2 separate regions of the Homo sapiens genome follow, and region 2 is linked to region 1. The links are chromatin loops, found by intact Hi-C in ENCODE. Cell type or tissue: A673. All regions are shown on one strand. Links, peaks and the distances in the headings refer to the core of each region. The heading gives the core; the rest is flanking DNA.

Region 1 (4,000 bases), core at 1-4,000:
GCCATGGCCTCAGATCAGCCTCTGGCTTGGCCACCAACTTTGTATGTGACCTCCAGTGACCCACTTTCTTCTCTGGGACCATCAGTGAAATGATGGGATGGATCGCTAACATCCCTTCCAGCTCTTGGAAGAATGCCAACCTCAGTGGAGGGTTAGGGGGCATGGAGCCCGGGCTCCAGGGAGGGTGGTGGGATGCGCTCACCTGTACACAGGTGAGGCAGTGAAGAGGCCATCAGCCCTATCCAGCCCAGCCCCATATCATGACATGTGAACACCTTCTGAGCAGCTCCCCACCTCTGACCTGGGGCTTCTGGCTCTGGGCAGGCTGAGATCAGAGATCTCCACGAACCCAGGAGATGAACGGCCTTGGCCTGCTGGGACCACAAAGTCTGACTTTGTCTGTGCCTTTCTGCAATGACCAGTGCTTAAGAGGGGGGAGCAAGAGTTCTCTTGGGGTCCCTCTGGGAAAATGGACTGTAATGGAGACTATCTTCTTGTCCCACTACTTCCAAACCCTCCAAGCTTGGCCCCGTAAAGGCAGCAGGCTTTGATTGCTTCTGAACCAGGCTCAAGCAGGGCCTGAAGCTGCCCTCCCAGCTCAGTGCCCCTTGGGGTGGGGGAGCCTGTCTTCTTCAGCATTGCCTTTCCCCAGCACCAAGGTGGGGCCTGGGCCCAGAGGAGGAAGAGAATCAGAGCCTGTGGTCTTGCCCAGGTGGGAAAGACAAACCACATGGAACTCTGGATGCTCAGACTCTAGAACCTTAGCTTTCCGCTGGCTGTCCCCCAGTCCCAGCCCACACCCCTGGCCCATCAAACCCACCAGTCTTGCTGGGTCCAAGGTACTTACGGGTAGTCCCAGGGGACCACGGTCTCCTTTTTCTCCCTGGAAGCCTTTCTCTCCTTTTGCTCCATCTAGTCCTGCTTCCCCCTGGAGGAAAGGGAGAGGGGACGAGATCACACAAGGACATGTCCCAGACAATTCATTCTTGCATTCTGGGGTCCTGGAGGCTGGGGTGGCATTTGTAGAGGAAGGAGGGGTCAGGGTGGCAGGCTGAGGATACCAAGAATCCCTGAATTCTTAGCCTACTCTCGCCTCAGTTAGTAGCCCCTGTATCCTGTGGGAGCTTTGAGAGCCCCACAGAGAAAAGGACTAGGTGGCCTGGGGACAAACCCACAGGTCAGGCCTTGGCACAGGTGCCCAACTGCATGGCAGGAGAATGGGAACCTTACAGAGATTTGCTCAGATGCCTGAGATGCTACCTCCAGAGCCCTGAGGCTCACAGCCTAGTCGGGAGAACAAACTGCCCCGAAGTCTCTTGAATACCAGGGCATGAGGAAAGGGCCATTGTCACATCAACAGCCCCCAGCCCCCTCATCCATTTGAAATGGTTCAGGGGAGGCCGGGAGAGCCCAGTGCAGAGTCCCCCCAAGCTTGACCCAGGGAGGGGTCCCACCCTATGTTGCTGTCTCTCTCCCACCTCTACTCGGCATGAGTGAAGGGGCCAGGGCAGGTTTGATGGGAAAAGGATTTTAACCATTGGCTAAGAATCTAACCTGTCCCTTTGTGGGGTGACAGATGGGAAGCTTCTGAAGCCAAAGCACACCAGGTGTCAATGATGGATGCTAAAGGGAATCTAGGACTTCCTCCTGCCCTGACTGGACCCCCTTGGCTGGAGTGTCACCTAATGCCTTCTAGGAAAAAGGGTCAGCTGGTCTCAGGTGCACTTTCCCTCTTTTCTACTAGCACTGACACAGCGCCTGTCATGTGACTTCTCCTTACCTTTGGTCCAGGAACACCTTGGAGCCCCTGCATTTGGAATAAAGCAAGGTGCATTAGAACTGCATCTCTAGTTAACACAACTGCCTAGTCCACAAATGGATCACAGAAGAACAAGGGTTTTGGGTGCAGAGTATGGTTTGGGGTCCCTGCCCATGAGAGGTAGAAAGAAATGCTAAGTGGGGGTCATGCTTGGGGCTTCCTAGGGAATAGTCTGAGCCAGTCTTTTCCAGCCAGGGCTCACAGAAAATCTCTCTGTGGTCCTCATGGTTGACCCAGAGTCTCATGAAAGAAAGACACGGAGGTAACACAGCAAACATTAAATTAATACAGGCAAAGTGCTTGGAACAGTGTCTAGCATCCAATAAGTTTCAATAAACGCTGGCTCCTATCATTATTCCTACTGCTACTTCTACCATCCACAACAGAGGACACACAGTGCCTTGGGGACCATGAACCACACAGAGGCATGGGCCAGCATCTGTTGCTTCAGGGTGCTTGGGGGCCCTCTAGGGGTGATGCACAGGGGCCCCATGGTTACATTTCTGTAGCCAAGGAAAGCCAATCCAGTGGGGCTGGGGCTCGCCCTTCCTTCCTTCCTTTCCTTTCCTTCCTTCCTTCCTTCCTTCCTTCCTTCCTTCCTTCCTTCCTTCCTTCTTTCCTTCCTTCCTTCCTTCCTTCCTCCCTTCCCTCCTTCCCTCCCTCCCTCCCTCCCTTCCCTCACTCCCTCCCTCCCTCCCTCCTCCCTCTCTTTCTCTCTTTTTCTTTTTTTTTGAGACAGGGTCTCACTCTGGTTGCCCAGGTTGGAGTGCAGTGGTGCCATCTTGGCTCACTGCAGCCTCGATCTCTGGGGCCCAGGTGATTCTCCCACCTTAGCCTCTTGAGTAGCTGGGATTACAGATGTGTGCCACCACGCCCAGCTAATTTTTTGTATTTTTAGAAGAGACAGGGTTTCATTATGTTGCCCAGGCTGGTCTCAAACTTCCGGACTCAAGCGATCCACCTGCCTCAGCCTCCCAGAGTGCCAGATTGGTATCACGGGCGTGAGCCACTGTGCCAGACCGGTGAGTCACTTTCAAATGAGGAATGGGAGAAGCAGATGTTTGATGGCAAAGGGTGAGGTAAATGTTGGGCAGAGCTTAGAGACAAGGGACCCTGGGGCTGCCCTACCAGTCAGCTATTTCCAGGAAACCAGGCAATGCCTGGGCTCCTTGGTGTCCCCAGTATGGTGCTGTTTAACATGGGAGGGAAAAGGAGCGGGGAGGGGTTTGTAGACCAGAAAATCCCTCCCTGGGAGGAAGAGGTGATAGTGACTAAGGCTGAGGTTGAGCCCAGTGACTGCTGTGGAGAGGGGACATTAGTGGACTGGCCACTGACAAGCCCTCCAAACTTACCGGAGGTCCGGGAGGCCCCTCTGGCCCTGGCAGCCCAGGAACCTAAAAGCCAAAGGGGAGCCCTGTTACATTTGAAGTGGCCCTCCCTCCTGATAGGGCCTAGAGCCCAGCTGGAGACTGCAAGGCCAGAGGAGGACATGGCTGCCCACTGGAGGTCAGCCAGTGACTGCCCAGCACAGTATCCCCCAAAAAAGGCTCAGAACAGGTCAAAAACTCATAGCAACCCGGTGGACTGCTCAATGTTGAAAAAGCAAATTTCCAGGAACTGTCCCTAAAGATCTATTCTTCCAGATTTTTCTTGGAAAAAAAAAAACAAAAAAAACACCAGAAGATCTAGCAGCACTAGGTTCTTGTTCATGCATGGCAACAACAGCCTGGAGTGGAATTAGAGCTTTCCCCTCTAGGTGGGGCATGACACCTTCAGTTTACCCCAGTCCTCACCACTCCTTATTGTCTTTGATCCAGCGCTCTTGCAGTCACTTTTTGCAGGCCTGACCCTTGTAGACATTTGAGTTTGAGACCCTTGGCTTAGAGAAGCAGAGATTGGTTATCTGGAATGTGGGGAGACTGAGCTGTTCCTGGAGATTGCTCCTCAAGTCCCCAAGGTTTGTTACAGACAGGATGGGGACTGCTGGTCTCTGTTTCCCTTGAGAGCAGATGCAGATTGTGCTAGAGGAGATTCTGACTGGACAGTGAAGATGGAGGAGCTCAGGGCTGCCTCCTCTACAGAGGGTGGTGCCCATTGCAGCTTCTGTCTCTGATGAACACACACATCCTTTCATCCACAGGCAGCCACTGCTGGGTCCTTCTGAGCTGCTCACCCCGCCTC
Region 2 (17,025 bases), core at 5,609-9,608, 100 kb before region 1:
AAGGGGAGTGTGCCAGTTGGTAACTTGCTCTGATCGGTTACGGAGCTTTCTGGGAGATCATCCTGTTACCTCCAGGCAGAGTTCTTTGTGACAATTGTGATGAGAAGTGGCAGCAAGTATCCAGAGAGTTTGGACTTTAGCATCTGTGTTGGCAGATCTGTGCAATGTGACCTCACACCTAAACAAAATTGCTCTTTACAGTTTAGGCCCAGTCTGGAGAATGGGGGCATTGATTTTCCAAATCCACAAATGCAGAATACCATAGTGAAACTATAATTTATTTATACAAATGGTGTGTTTTTACAAAGGCCATCTGTCAGTTGACTCTCTGATCTAAAACAAATCTGTTTGTTCCCCCAGAAGAAATAACATGTCTGTTGAAAAAAGATTTATGGACGACAGGCTGCCCAATCCACCAACCATTGGTATAATAGTAACTATTTATGATATATTTACTTCTAAAGGAGTGCTGTGAGTGGAATCTATTACTTGTAAAGTATGGTAATTAATTTTTCATTACCTCAAAGCCAAGAAATGGAGCCCACTTGCATTTATTAAGATTGCTGTGTGAGAAACATGTTCCTTCTGGAAAAAAATATCCAAGTAAAGCATTCATAGAGCTGTGGCTCTGTGATAACTCACTGTTCTGATTGGGTAGATATAGGCCCATGGGGTTGATCTCAAGCCTTTGATTATTTTCTGGAGGACAAGGGGACGAATCACTCTTGAATGACCATGGCTACTTTATCTCTAGGCACCATGGATGGCCCTCATTAAAAATTAGAACTTTCTATTAATACTAAAAGAAAAGAAGATTCTAGGCTAGGAGAAATTGAAATGGAAAAGAAGGGAAGGCTCTCTGCCCTATCTCCACTTCTCCCCAGCCCCTGACCCCTGCCAGAAAAGAGATACTCAAACTATTTATCTGTTTATCTATTTATTCCTGGACTCCCACCCCCAGCTTTACTGAGGTATAATTGACAGATAAAATTGTACAGTTGACCCTCTATTTCTTTTTATTATTACTATTATACTTTAAGTTCTAGGGTACATGTGTACAATGTACAGGTTTGTTACATATGTATACATGTGCCATGTTGGTGTGCTGCACCTGTGAACTCGTCATTTACATTAGGTATATCTCCTAATGCTATCCCTCCCCCCTCCTCCCACCCCATGACAGGCCCCGATGTGTGATGTTCCCCACCCTGTGTCCAAGTGTCCTCATTGTTCAATTCCCACCTATGAGTGAGAACATGCGGTGTTTGGTTTTCTGTCCTTGTGATAGTTTGCTCAGAATGATGGTTTCTAGCTTCATCCATGTCCCTATGAAGGACATGAACTCATCCTTTTTTATGGCTGCATAGTATTCCATGGTGTATATGTGCCACATTTTCTTAATCTAGTCTATCATTGATGGACATTTGGGTTGGTTCCAAGTCTTTGCTATTGTGAATAGTGCCGCAATAAACATACGTGTGCATGTGTCTTTATAGCTGCATGATTTATAACCCTTTGGGTATATGCCTAGTAATGGGATGGCTGCAGTTGACCCTTTATTTCTATGGGTTTTGCATCCATGGATTCAACCAACCATGGTTTGAAAATGTAGTTAGGCCTGTAATAGTTGCATCTGTGCTGAACTTGTAGGGACTTTTTTCCTTATCATTATTCCCTAAATACAGTATTACAACTATTTACATAGGATTTGCATTGTGTTAGGTATTATAAGTAATCTAGAGATAATGGGCATAGGTTACATGCAAATATGGACCATTTTATATAAGGGACTTGAGCATCCTTGGATTTGGTATCTGCAGAAGTTTCTAGAACCAATCCTCTGTGGATACTGAGGGACAATTGTATGTATTTAAGGGATACAATGTGATGCTTTCATATGCATATATATTGTGAAATTATTGTCACAATCATTAACACATCAGTCACCTTACATAGTTACCTTTGTGTGTGTGCACTGAGGACATTTAAGACCTACTCTCTTAGCAACCTTCAGGTAAACAATACAGTATTATTAACTCTAGTCACCATGTTGTACATTAGATCCCCAGAATGTGTTCCTTATAACTGAAAGTTTGCACTCTTTGGCCAACATCTTTTCATTTCCCTCAGTTCCCAGCCCCTGGCAACCACCATTCTACTCTGTTTCTTTGAGTTTGGCTTTTTTTTTTTTTTTTTTTTGAGTTAGAGTCTTTCTCTGTTGCCCAGGCTGGAGTGCAGTGGTGCGATCTCGGCTCACTTCAACCTCTGCCTCTCAGATTCAAGCCATTCTCCTGCCTCAGCCTCCCAGGTAGCTGGGACTATAGGCATGCACCACCACGCCCAGCTAATTTTTTTTTGTATTTTTAGTAGAGATGGGGTTTCACCATGCTGGCCAGGCTAGTTTCGAACACCTGACCTCAAGTGATACTCCCGCCTCAGCCTCCCAAAGTGCTGGGATTACAGATGTGAGTCACCGCACCTGGCCAAGTTTGACTTCTTTAGATTCCACATATAAGTGAGCTTATACATTTCTCCTTCCTTGTCTGACTTGTTTCACTTATTAGCATGATGCTCTCAAGGTCCATCCATGTTGTCACCAATGGCACGATTTCCTTCTTTTTAATGACTGTATATAATGGCAAAAACTGCAATGACTTTTGCACCAACCTAATATATACATACACACACACACATACACACACACACACACACACACACACACACACACACAGAGTTTCTTTATCCATTAATTCATCAATGGACATTTAAGTTGTTTCCATGTCCTGGCTATAGTGAATAATGGTGCAATGACCATAGGAGTGCAGATATATCTGAAGCTACTGTTTTTATTTCCTTAGGATATATACCCAGAGGATGGGTTGCTGGATCATAAGATAGTTCTATTTTCAAAATTTTGAGGAACCTGCATACTGTTTTCCATACTGGCCCTATCAAATTTCATTTTCACCAGTAGCTTACAATGGTCCCTTTTCTCCACATCCTTGTCAATGCTTTTAATCTTGTCTTTTTGATAACAGCTTAACCTAATGGAGGTGAGGTGATATCTCCTTGTGGTTTCAATCTGCATTTCCTTGAAGACTCATGATGCTAAGCACCTTTCATGTACCTGTTGGCCATTTATCTGCCTTTGGAACAATGTCTATTCAGGTCATTTGCCCCTTTTTAAATGAGGGCTTTTTTAATTTTAATTTTTATTTATTTATTTATTTATTTTGCTATTGAGTTGTATGAGGAGTTCCTGATGTATTTTGGATATTAAATCCTAATGGGACATATGGTTTGCAAATATTTTCCCCATTTCATAAGTTACCTTTTCATTTTGTTGATTGTTCCTTTGTTGTGAAGATTTTTAGTTTGATGCCATCCCATTTGTTTATTTTTGTTATTGTTGTTGCCTCTGCTTTTGAGGTCATATCCAAAAAAATCATTTCCTAGACCAATGTCAAGGAGCTTTCTCCTAGGTTTTATTCTACATGTTTACAGTTTCAGGTCTTACATAGAAGTCTTTAATCTATTTCAAGTTATTTTTTGTGAGTAGTGTAAGACGGAAGCTCAATTTCATTCTTTTGCATGTGGATATCCAGTTTTTCCTATGCCATTTGTTGAAGAGGCTGTCCTTCCCCCATTGTGTATTCTTGGCACCTTTGTCAAAGATCAGTTTACTGTATTAAATATTTACTTACTTTGGAATATTTATTTTTGAACGGGACCTAATATTTCTCAAGTACATATTCTCTTCCAGAGGCTTGGCTAGGTCACAGGAGAGGTACAAAAACCCATGCCTTCTTCCCTCTGGAAACTTGCGGTCTACCTGATAATTCAGGGCTTGGTGATGGGTAGACAAATCCCCTTGAAATTGTCCATGAAAAGTGGTTAACAAGAGTCGGTAGTTATCTCCAAACATCTTTCTTAAGTTAACATCTTTCTTAAGTTTTCTGAACCATTCTTAAGATCAGCTAAACCAGGTTTCTTCCTCAGATGTCTTACTTTATTTGCTTTTTATTTATTTTTGCTTTTCAAATATTTAAAAACATAAGTAATACTTGAACATGGTACAAAGGTAGACAGTCCAAGGGACCCTTTCTCTTATGTCTCTGTATTAGGTCATTCTTGCATTGCTATTAAGAAATACCTGAGGCTGGGTAATTTATAAAGAAAAGAGATTGCACTATTTACAATAGCAACGACTTGGAACCAACCCAAATATCCATCAATGAGAGACTGGATAAAGAAAATGTGACACATATACACCGTGGAATACTATGCAGCCATCAAAAAAATGAGTTCATGTCCTTTGCAGTGACATGGATGAAGCTGGAAGCCATCATTCTCGGCAAACTAACACAGGAACAGAAAACCAAACACCACATGTTCTCACTCATAAGTGGGAGTTGAACAATGATAACACAGGGAAGGGAACATCACACACTAGGGCCCGTTGGGGGATGGGGGGCGAGGGGAGGGAGAGCATTAGGACACATACCTAATGCACGTTGGGCTTAAAACCTAGATGACGGGTTGACAGGTGCAGCAAACCACCATGGCACATGTATACCTATGTAACAAACCTGCACGTTCTGCACATGTATCCCAGAACTTAAAGTAAAATTTAAAAACTAAAAAAAAAAAAAAAAAAAAAAAAAAAGATTTAACTGGCTCACGGTTCTGCAGGCTGTGCAAGCATGGAGCCCACATCTCTTTGCTTCTGGGGAGGCCTCAGGGAGCTTTCACTCCTGGTAGAAGGTGAAGCGGGAGCTTATGCATCACATGGCAAAAGCAGGAACAAGAGAGGGTGGGGAGGTGCCACACACTTGTAAACGACCTGATCTCGTGAGAACTCACTCACTGTCTTGAAGACAACACCAGGCCACGAAAGACCTGCCCCAATGGCCCAAACACCTCTCGCCAGGTCCCACCTCTAGCACTGGGGATTAGAGTTCAACATGAGATTTGGGCAGGGACAAATATCCAAACTATATCAGTCTCCCAGGCAACCAGTTGTCCTTTTTAAGGTGACCAAAGTTCACAGTTTCTTCTATGTTCTTCTAAGTGCATATTTTTCTCCCATGTTTCTCCCTGTGGACAGAGGTCTTATTTTTCTTCTCTGGGGGATTTTGGGGGAGTCTTAAGATTTGAATCCCTCAAGAGACAGATTTTTAAGACAGCATATTTACTTCTTGTCTGTGAGGTCTCAGGCAGAAGAGTGGATGCAGAGGCTCAGAGTGAGACTTTGGTGAAGGTATGGTTGTGGGATCTCCTGCCGGGCCTGCAAAGTGAAAAATCTCCATGTCCAGATCTAGAAATCCTGCCAATTCCTCCCACCCATGGCATAAGTCGAAGCTCATATGAGGGGCAACCCAGGGACACAGCTGGTACTGAAATATGTTTTAGGTCTCAGGCTTATAGCTCTGAAGATAAGAGGACCCTTCCTTTCTTCCTGATACATCCTTGTGGATGCCCAGATGCCATTCTGCTTTATTTCCCAAAAATGCTACTCCCAGCAGTGGTGCCAGAGATGAAGTGGCACTGTCCAGGATGTCCATTATATGGACAAGTCTCAGGACAGTTGGACTAAGCCTGTGGACCCTCAAGCTCCCTGCTGCAAAAAGCATCAGAAATGATGTGATGGATCCTGGCTGGGATCACATCCAAAGTCATGTCTACCTGGGACCTCTGAAACATGGGGTCCACAGGCAGGGTCACCTGCATCTGGAGTGCTGCTCTCTAGTTTGGGCTGCCAACCTTTCCATCTGGGGTCTGGGCCTCAGCTCAGCCCTTGGGGGATCTGAGGGTAGTGGGCCAGGGCATACACTGCCCTGGGGGCTGCATGGATAGGAGACTGATGTGGCCAAGGCACCCTGGGAGCATGGGTTTCAGAAATAATGGGGATGGGAGGCAGCCCATGGCTTCCTGCAGCCACTCAGCTGTGGCCTTCTCCATATTTGCTGCAGGTATGGCTCTCAGCAACTTCTCTACCTGCACCCTGTTCCTACCTTTTATACAGGAATTTCTATCTCTGTTCCTGGGCCTCTACACACCACTGCTCACCTCACCGGATTGGTCTTTTGGTTTTATTTGGGTTGGGGAAGAGTACTCAGATGAGGGGGAGAGAGCGCACATCAAAGGATATTGGGGGACCTGCCCCGATAATCACGTAGGTTCTTTTCTATTTTTCCTAAGCGTCGGCCGGCTTGAGAAATAAAGGGACAGAGTACAAAAGAGAGAAATTTTAAAGCTGGGCATCCGAGGGAGACGTCACACGTTGTTAGGATCCGTGATGCCCCACAAGCCACAAAAACCAGCAAGTTTTTATTAGAGATTTTCAAAAGGGGAGGGAGTGTGCGAATAGGTGTGGGTGACAGACATCAAGTACTTAACAGGGTAATAGAATATCACAAGGCAAGTGGAGGCAGGGCGAGATCACAGGACCACAGGACGAAGGCGAAATTAAAATTGCTAATGAAGTTTCGGGCACCATTGTCATTGATAACATCTTATCAGGAGACAGGGTTTTGGGATCAACCGGTCTGACCAAAATTTATTAGGCGGGAATTTCCTCTTCCTAATAAGCCTGGGAGCACTATAGGAGACTGGAGTCTATTTCACCTCTGCAGCCTCAACCATAAGAGACGACCATGCCCCGGCGGGGGGGCCAGTTTAGAGACCCACCTCCAGGTGCGCATTCTCTTTCTCAGGGATGTTCCATGCTGAGAAAAAGAATTCAGCAATATTTCTCCCATTTGCTTTTGAAAGAAGCAAAATATGGCTCTGTTCCTCCCGGCTCAGCAGTGGTCAGAGTTTAAGGTTATCTCTCTTATTCCCTGAACAATTGCTGTTATCCTGTTCTTTTTTCAAAGTGCCCAGATTTCATATTGTTTAAACACACATGCTGTACAATTTGTGCAGTTAATGCAATTATTACAGGGTCCTGAGGCGATATACATCCTCCTCAGCTGACAGGATTAAGAGATTAAAGTAAAGACAGGCATAGGAAATCACAAGGGTATTGATTGGGGAAGTGATAAGTGTCCATGAAATCTTTACAATTTATGTTTAGCGATTGCAGTAAAGACAGGCATAAGAAACTACAAAAGTATTAATTTGGGGAACTAATAAATGTCCATAAAATCTTCACAATCCACGTTCTTCTGCCATGGCTTCAGCCGGTCCGTCTGTTTGGGGTCCCTGACTTCCCGCAACAAAGGAAGCTCAGTTATTCTTTGCTGTCACATAGGTTTATGCCTCCATCTTTTTCCTTCCTTCCTTCCTTCTTTCCTTCCTTCCTTCCTTCCTTCCTTCCTTCCTTCCTTCCTTCCTTCCTTCCTTCCTTCCCCTTACTAGGGCTCTTGGACACTTTAAGGTCCACTGAGATCTGTTAGGGCTCTTGGAAGATACTAAGGGTCTTAAATGTTGAATGTATGTGCATTTCTGTTGAAAAGATCCATCTTATGCTTTGTTTTGGCAGGTTCTCAAAGGGATTTCCACTACTTAAGGTAGCTAATCATTTCATCTTCTTGCCTTTCCCTAGGCTCCCATTCTGTGTTTTTTTTTTTTTTTCTTTGAGACAGAGTGTCACTCTGTCGCCCAGGCTAGAGTGCAGTGTCGCTCACTGCAACCTCCTCCTGGGTTCAAGTGATTCTCTTACCTCAGCCTCCCAAGTAGCTGGGATCACAGGTGCATACCACCATGCCTGGCTAATTTTTGTATTTTTAGTAGAGATGGGGTTTTGCCATATTGGCCAGGCTGGTCTCGAACTCCTGACATCAGGTGATCTGCTCGCCTCGGCCTCCCAAAGTGCTATGATTACAGGCGTGAGCCATCATGCCTGACCTTCCCAGGCTCCCATTCTTACCAGCCGAGCCCTAGTTCCTTTGTTATGTGCTCTGAGAAACTTCATTCCTCCCTTTACAACAGAGATGGACGAACTTTTTACATAAAGGGCCAGATTGTGAATATTTTAGATCTGTGAGCCAAGAGGCAAAATAATGTAAGTACTTACATTACAAGAGAAAACAAATTTCCACCATTTTTATTAATAAAATTCTAAATATAATAATAATAATAATAATAATAATGGAGTACAATTTTTTTTTGTAGTACAGGCCTACCAATGAGAATAATGGAGTTCTGTTTTAGAGGTTATAACATTTCTCTTAGTTGGAAGTCAAATTTAGTGTTTGCTGTAATCAAAACTGATCATAAATGTTCATCTATTAATGTTGGGCAGTAATGAATTTTTTATATTAAATTTTTAAAAATAAAATGTGAATATTACCTAATTTTTATGTGTCATCAAATATTCTTTGTTTATTTTTCTATTTTTTATTTATTTTTAAGTGTTTTTGGAGACAGGGTCTTGCTTTGTCACCCAGACTGGAGTTCAGTGGCATGATCATGGCTCACTGCAGATTTAACCTCCTGGGCTCAAGTGATCCTCCCATCTCTGCCTCCCGAGTAGCTGGGACCACAGGCTTGCACCACCATGCCTGGCGAATTTTTTAGCATTGTTTGTAGAGACAGAGTTTTGCCATGTTGCCCAGGCTGATCTTGAACTCCTGAGCTCAAAAAATCTGCCTGCCTCTGCTCCCAAAGTGCCCAGATTATAGGTGGGAGCCACCACACCTGGCCTTTTTGTTTTATTTTTATTGAAACATTTAAAAATGTAAAAATCATTCTTAGCTTATGTACTGCACAAAAATAGTCTGTGGGCTAAATTTGTTCTTAGGGCCATCATTTGCCAAACTTTGCTTTGTAGTACTCACCACAACTTATGCTATACTCATTTGTTTTCTCCTCTTCCTCTTGCTTTAAATATCAAATAATCCTAAATGGCTTTTAGCAAAAAACAGCATTTTCCTGCTCCACTTTTTTCTTGTTCCACTGCTCATCTCCAAAGGTAAGCACTGTAAATTCTTAGCTGTTTCTTCTGATATTTATCTACATACATCTAGAAATAAATAAAGGAAGGAAGGAAGGGAAGAAACAAAGAAGAGAAAAGAAAAAGTAATGTAACACTGTTTCTTGACTTATCAGTTTGAGACACTATTCCTAGTGATTTATTACTGTGAAATGAGGATTAATTCTCTTACACTCTTTCTTTTCTTCCCACTTCCTTTTTTCCTATCCCCTTGATATAGTTATATCATAGTTTTTGGTTAAATTAATATGATTGTGATCATATAGTTATTGCAGCAGAGCCATATAGTATACTATACTTCCTATCTTGTCCAATATTTGTTTTTCCTGAAAACAATAATTGCCTTTTACCCACTTTGGCTTAACTATCTTTGTGCTTTTTGGCAGATCCTGTTCACAACCTCCCAGGCCATGTAATGCTGGAGGTAACTGTGCCTAGTAATATTGCTACAATGCTGCCATACAACTATGCATGGGTGATGCCTGTCATTTTCAGTATAACTGGTAACAGTGTAGCAAGATGGAGCTGTGGTATGGTATGAAGTTGTACCCTTGACCTAGATGTTAGATTCTGCAACTTATGCAAGGTGGTTTTGCAATCATGTATACTAATGATGTTGAAGTTTCAGGATGACCAGACTGGAAGCAGCAGAGACTTTGCAAATGCCCCTTTAGGCTTCCTGCAGGATGTTACTGTAGGCAAGTAGAAGGTCTTCACCACCTTGAGCATGCCTCCTGTGAGGACCTGGAAATTTGAGGAGCCACCCTCAACCCCTACCCCAAACAGCTGACATCTTTCTTTCCTTCATTCCTGGCAGCATATCCTTTCAGCTTGCTACAGTGAAATACTGTTTGTATTAGGTGTTTTTTTTTTTTGTGACAGAGTCTCACTCTGTCACCAAGGCTGGAGTGCAGTGGTGAGATCTCAGCTCACTGCAACCTTGGTCTCCTGGGTTCAATCAATCTGCCTGCCTTGGCCTTCCAAAGTGATGTGATTACAGGCATGAGCCACTGCGCCTGGCCCTAAATCATGCTCTTAAAGGCAAGAGGCATGTCTTGTTGCCTGGAAGGAACATGGCTATAGTGGTGAGCTAGCCTCAACCATGCAGAAGAGAGTGGCATCCTGGAAAGGCTGAGCACCAAAAGGGAAGGATATGAGTTTCCAACATTGTAGGGTACCCTATTAGCCTTGGCCTTTTTTTTCAAGAGATAGGTTATTGCTATGTTGTTCAGGCTGGCCTAGACCTCCTGGCCTCAAGCAGTTCTCCCACCTTGGCCTCCCAAAGTGCTGGGATTACAAGCGTGGACCACCATGCCTGGCCATCTAGGCCTTCTAATGCTTCTTGTAATATGGAAGAGAAGTACAACTCCATTTTATTTCATTCATTATCAGTAGAATCTGCATCCTGACTAATCCATTACATGTGTTTAATCTGCCAAGTTGTACTGGAGGAGATCCTTCATTACATGTAGAATAAAGATTTCTTGTCTTTTTCACATAAAGGAAATAAAAGCCTCAAAAATGTTAAACAGTGGAGGAAGAAACATATCTCTCAGCTGGATGAATAGATGAACTCTTGGCGTGCTACCATACTTCCAATTTATTTTATTTTTATTTGCATGGTTCATGGAAGGAAGAAGGAGCTTAGAAACTAAAGACTCAGTTCTAGTTTTAGTTTCTCCACTGTGTGACCTTGGGCAATTAATAGAATCTCTGAGTTTTATCATCTACAAAATGATAATAGCTAACCGCTATTATCCCTTAACCAGAGGGGGGCTGTATACCAAATTCTACTTTTGTAATGATGTCTTTAAATATTTGCTTTACAAATTCATTTATTTACAATGAGTCTAAAATTAATCTTTAAAATGAATGATTATTTATTTTACTTAAAATGAATGGCATTTAATATATAAACTTATATGTATTATAATATTATTGATGGGCTAGGGGCAGTGGCTCATGCCTGTAATCCCAGGACTTTGGGAAGCTGAGGTGAACAGATCACTTGAGCTCAGGAGCTCGAGATAAGCCTGGGCAACATAGGGAAACCCCATCTCTATAAAAAAAGAAAAATATGGGCAAAGGATATGAACAGACACTTCTCAAAAGAAGACATTTATGCAGCCAAAAGACACACGAAAAAATGCTCATCACTGGCCATCAGAGAAATGCAAATCAAAACCACAATGAGATACCATCTCACACCAGTTAGAATGGCAATCATTAAAAAGTCAGGAAACAACAGGTGCTGGAGAGGATGTGGAAAAATAGGAACATTTTTGCACTGTTGGTGGGACTGTAAACTAGTTCAACCATTGTGGTAGTCAGTGTGGTGATTCCTCAGGGATCTAGAACTAGAAATACCATTTTACCCAGCCATCCCATTACTGGGTATATACCCAAAGGACTATAAATCATGCTGCTATAAAGACACATGCACACGTATGTTTATTGTGGCACTATTCACAATAGCAAAGACTTGGAACTAACCCAAATGTCCAACAATGATAGATTGGATTAAGAAAATGTGGCACATATACACCACGGAATACTATGCAGCCATAAAAAATGATGAGTTCATGTCCTTTGTAGGGACATGGATGAAATTGGAAATCATCATTCTCAGTAAACTATCGCAAGGACAAAAAACCAAACACCGCATGTTCTCAGTCATAGACGGGAATTGAACAATGAGAACACATGGACACAGGAAGGGGAACATCACACTCTGGGGACTGTTGTGGGGTGGGGGGATCGGGGAGGGATAGCATTAGGAGATATACCTAATGCTAAATGACGAGTCAATGGGTGCAGCACACCAGCACGGCACATGTATACATACATAACTAACCTGCACATTGTGCACATGTACCCTAAAACTTAAAGTATAATAATAATAATAATAAAAACTTAAAAATCTTGATAGCTGTTATTTATTATACATTTTCCATATGTCAGGACCTGCAAAGCACTTTAATAATGGTAGTGATGTTGACAGTAATGAACTGTTATTGCATGCTTGCTATATGCTATATGCTGTATACTACACTAACTGCTTTATGTGTATTAGCTCATATACTGCTTACATCAACCCCTTATGATGTTCTGTTATTAAGCCCACTTTATAGGTGAGGAAAGTGAGACCAGCAGTGGTTATGTAACTTGTCTAAGACAAGGATTCATATCCATGTGCAGGCTGACTTTAAAGCCTTTGCTCTTATGCTGCTATGTTGCTTTCTCTTTTTTTTTTAAGAGACAGAGTCTTGTTATGTTGCCCCATGATGGAGTATAGTGGTGCAATCATGGCTCACTGCAGCCTTGAACTCCTGGGCTCAAGCGATCCTCCCACCTCAGCCTCCCAAGTAGCTAGTCTGCAGCCTGTATTTCTTTCTAAATAAAAAATGTATCAAGAAAATGGGCAGGTAAGATTAGAGAATCATAAACTGAACCTTCAACAAGATTTGCCTCTAACTTGAAACTTACTGTTTGGAACCCATGGCCATGACACAGCTTAGAACCATGGAAGGGATGTAGGGTCATCCCTTGTAACCCCCACCCAGGGTGAAAATTCTGTCTGTGATAGCCTGGACAGATGGTCACCCCGCCTGTGTTTTAACACCTCACTGGCTGAGCTTCCACTGCTTTTCTAGTGCCTGTGCCACTGTTGGGAAATCTCAACAATGTTGGTTTTCAGACTCAAGCCCCTGTGTTTCTTGCTGCCTTTGCAAAGCTAAAGCCATCAAGTGGCAGCAAATCTCTCCCTGGCTCTCATCCCTCTCCCTTTTCTGTCTCCCACCCTTTGATAGAAAATTTCATAAAGAAGATGGCATTAGAGCTGAATATGGAAAGGCTGCATGGGATTTCAGTAGGTGGAGATGGGAGAAGGCAGGATTAGAGGCAGAGACTGGAAGTTGGCCAGGTGGGGGTGTGGCTGGTGTGCCAGCCTAGCTGTTCATTCAGTGCCTGAGAGCAGGTTCACAGGAAGGTATCTTTGGAATGGCAGGCTGAGGCCTTAATATGAGAAATTATCTTGAATAGACTCCAAAGTGATTCAACTAAGAATTTTTGCAAGTGTGCTTTATGTTGAGAAGTTAACACAGCCCGATTGCCTTATTTACACATGCTTATTTTCATAAAAAGACACTTGCTGTGGTCTGAATGTTTGTATCCCCCAGAATTCATATGTTGAAACCTCACCTCCAATGCAATAGTACTAAAAGAGGTGGGGTCTTTAGGAGGTGATTAGATCATGAGGACGGAGACCTCATGAATGGGATTAGTGTCCTTTTGAGAGGCTGGAGGAAGCTTGTCTTCTCTTCTGCCATGTGAGAATGCAGCAAGAAGGTGCCATCTCTGATGAGCAAGCCCTCACCAGATGCTGAAGTTGCTGGCACCTTGATCTTAGGCGTCCCAGCCTCCAGAACTGTGAACAATAAATTTCTATTGTTTATAAATTACCTAGTCTAAGGTACAGTCATCCCCTCATATCTGTGGATTCTGCATCTGTGGATTCAAGTAACCAGGGATCAAAAATATTTGGAAAAATTATTGCATCTGTACTAAAAATGTACAGAATTTTTCTTGTCATTATTCATTAAACAACACAGTATGATGATCATTTACCTAGCATTTAAATTGTATTAAGTTTTATAGGTAATCTACAGGTGATTTTAATTATATGGAAGGATGTACCTAGGTTATATGCAAATACTACACCATTTTTTAACAGGGACTTGAGCATCATCGAGTTTTGGTATCCACAGGAGGTTCTGGAACCAGTCCCCCACGGATATCAAGGGACGAGTGCATTTTGTTATAGCCGCTCAAAAGGACTAAGACAATATTCTTCAAACAGGCATGTTAAGTAGATTTACCGATGAGTTATCTGTACAAGGTCGCAGCAGCCTGTCCCTTGTGTCAGGTTTTGTCAGGAGGCCCACTTCTCTTTCTAGTACATCATGCTGCCTGTCTCTCTGATTGTCCCTTGCTTCCAGCTTATTTGATAAGAGTATTCTCCACTTCATTTTGTGTTGCTGATCATGAAATTGAGTGCTCCCAATTATATGACAGGTGAGCAAGAAGAACCTTACTTAGAGCCAGAGGGGAAGGTCACAATTAAGATCTTTAAGAACTTTCAAAAAGACATCCCTGCAGAATGGCTATGACAGCTGCTGCTCATTGAGATTAGGAACCGTTGGCTTGAAACCAGCTAGTGCTGAACAGCGGGACTTCCTGCTCTGCTCCAAAGTGTTTATTTCATTCCACAGTGGCTGCCGAAATGCAGCCTCTAGGAATCCTGCTTTAAATGTGCCCCTGGAGACCCTGGGCTATTAAGGGTTATTGCTATTGGTCCTCTGTCTAGGAAATGATTCCAGTTCTACGTTATACATCTTTGAGTTGGCTTAAAGCACTGCATATGTTACTACAAAGTGTTGCAGTGATGTATATGTTTGTTTTGGTAACCCATATAGTCATTTTTCAGGAAAATTATGTTGGGGACATTATGGCACATAACCCAAGGAAGCAAATGTTCACCCATCAGATTTTTTCTTTTTAGAATAAACCCTTAGAGTAACTCTCACGTGTACATGTTTCTATTTTCCAAACAGAATGAGTGTCCAGATAACCTTTAGCTCACACCGATATACCCTTAAAATGGTTATATCTGTGAATGATTCAATTAAATTAATAGCCCCCAATGCCTCTTGTGGAACTAGTTTCAATTTTATTTTTTTAATTTATCATTTCTTTCTTTATTTGTAGAGATGGGGTCTTGCTTTGTTGCCCAGGCTAGTCTCAAACTCCTGGCTTCAAGAGATCCTCCTGCCTCAGCCTCCCAAAGTGCTGGGATTACAGGTGTGAGCCACTGCACCAGGCCTAAAATTTTCTTATATTGCTCAAAGGTTAGATAAAATCCTAATTTTTGAATTCTGTTACCATGAAACAGACCCTGCAATATATATACTTACAATACATGACATCCCATGTACCATACTATACTCCTTTTCACATTTGTAAATTAAAAGAAAATCAACGATCAAACGAGGCATTCTCAGCACCCCTCCCTTTTTACTGTGCTGTAGTCCCTTTGCTAATCTTTAGAATGTGTGCGGTGTTTTCTTGGGAACAATAGTAGGGCTGATATTCTACATGGCTAGCCTTACTTGACCCAACCCTAGCCATTCACAAACAATGGACATTAGTGGTATATTTTTCACTTTCCTGCTTGCTCTCTGAGCAATTAACTGTGCAGTAGGATATGTCTTTATCAGGTCCTCTGATTTCTAGTTAAACCTGGTATTTTCCTTGTGCTGATATTCTCTCCCTTGAGATACAGCCTTTTGCTGATGCTAAAGGTTTGTAGCAGTCTTCATTTAGGCTTGTTCTTATTTTTGGATACAGCTAATATAGGCATAAGGTTTCTGTCAGATGAAATTTAGAGGCACTCTATATTTCTGTTTAGAATATTAAAAACACAGAGCTGTTTCTACAGCATTTGTAAATGCAGCACCTCCTTGCTTACAAAACAATCACAAGATCCTCTGAACCATGCAAAGTCTCCCAAAGAAATCTCCAGGGTAGCAGATTGCAAACTGGCTTCGAGATAACTGTTCTTCACCTCCCGTCTCTCAGCCAAACATTATTATCAGCTAGAACAAGAAGTTCTTTAAAAGTGTGATTGTAGCTGTTTTTATTTTGATTCTGTGCATAAAAGTTTAATTATTTAATTTTTTTATTTTTTTTTAGAGATAAGGTCTTGCTCTGTTTCCCAGGCTGGAGTGCAGTGGTGCAATCATAGCTCACTGCAACCTTGAGCTCCTGGGATCAAGCGATGTTCCTGCCTCAGCCTCCTGAGTAGCTGAGATTACAGGCATGCATTACTGCATCTGGCTAATATTTTTATATTTTTATTTTTAGTTTTTGAGATGGAGTCTCGCTCTGTCACCCAGGTTGGGGTGCAGTGGCGCAATCTCAGCTCACTGCAATCTCTATCCCCTGGGTTCAAGCAATTCTCCTGCCTCAGCCTCCCGAGTAGCTGGGATTACAGACGCACACCACCACGCCCAGCTAATTTGTTGTTGTTGTTATTTTATAGTGGAGACAGGGTTTTACCATGTTGGCCAGGCTGGTGTCGAACTCCTGACTTCAAGTGATACACCTCCCAGAGTGCTAGGATTACAGACGTGAGCCACTGCGCCCAGCCAATAATTTTATTTTTTGTAGAGGTAGGGTCTCACTTTGTTGTCCAGGCTGGTCTCAAAATTCTGGCTTCAAGTGATCCTCCCACCTTGGCTCCCTAAAGTGCTGGAATTAGAGGCATGAGGTACTGTGCCTAGACTGTATATGAAATTTTAAAAATGCCTGCCAGTTCCTTAATTCTGGTTGCTAGTACATACCACAGAGCAATGCAGATAGGGATGGACAGGACTGATGTAAAAATGGAAGCAAAGAAGCCAAGGTAGTGAAGTAAGTGCAAAGGTATAAATTTTGTTTCCAAGGAAACATATACAATGAAAGTATTTCCATTGAGAATATTTGTTTTTACTTATTTTTCCTCATTAGAGAAGTAAATAATATTTATATAGGCATTTTGGAAAAAATAGAAAAGCAGTCCTCATCCTTAATCTCAATACCCATGTAATAACTACTATTATTTCATATCCTTTCTGTATTTTCTTCTACACATCTATATAGTTCACAAAAATGAAATGATTCACTTTCAATTGCTCTTAAAGATTTTGTGTTATAAAACAACACAAATGTATGGCTTAACATGAGTTATCACAAGGTGAACACATTTGTAACCAATACCCACATGAAATAGAACCTTGTCAGCCATTCCAGGAATTCCTGAATCTGCCCTATCACCAGCTCAAACCACCTGGCTTCCCACATGAGTAGTCACTGCCTTGGCTTTTATCATAGGTTCATGTTTTATCATTTATAACTTCTACATATATGTTATAGGCCCCATCATACATTGTTATTATTTTTTCTTTAAACTGTCAATGATCTCTTAAAGAGATTTTTTAAAAACCACTTTTATATTTACCCACATATTAACTGTTTCTGGTGCTCTGCAT

The links. Peaks named below come from ENCODE experiments on the same cell type or tissue, not always from the same donor. Only the 100,000 strongest peaks of a DNase experiment are listed, where the experiment ranks them.
Region 2: it touches region 1 in a loop (16-fold over the local background); 1 of 110 quality-filtered maps calls a loop at or near these places.

Annotation. Positions count from the first base shown.
Region 1 is chr10:69,934,563-69,938,562 of GRCh38, reverse strand. COL13A1 (collagen type XIII alpha 1 chain) reads right to left here. Exons shown (of 41, transcript NM_001368882.1): 32 at 3,172-3,213; 33 at 1,781-1,807; 34 at 848-928. Among named protein-coding and RNA genes, the nearest start is that of LINC02636, 73 kb to the left of the region's middle. In A673, for the core only: CTCF peaks have their summits at 2,266 (motif pointing left) and 3,560; DNase peaks (open chromatin) are centred at 2,282, 2,912 and 3,562; H3K4me3 peaks cover 1,199 bases; H3K27ac peaks cover 3,790 bases.
Region 2 is chr10:70,031,579-70,048,603 of GRCh38, reverse strand. No RefSeq gene overlaps it. Among named protein-coding and RNA genes, the nearest start is that of MACROH2A2, 13 kb to the left of the region's middle. In A673, for the core only: no CTCF peak of the experiment used is centred there; DNase peaks (open chromatin) are centred at 6,703 and 7,373; H3K27ac peaks cover 3,944 bases.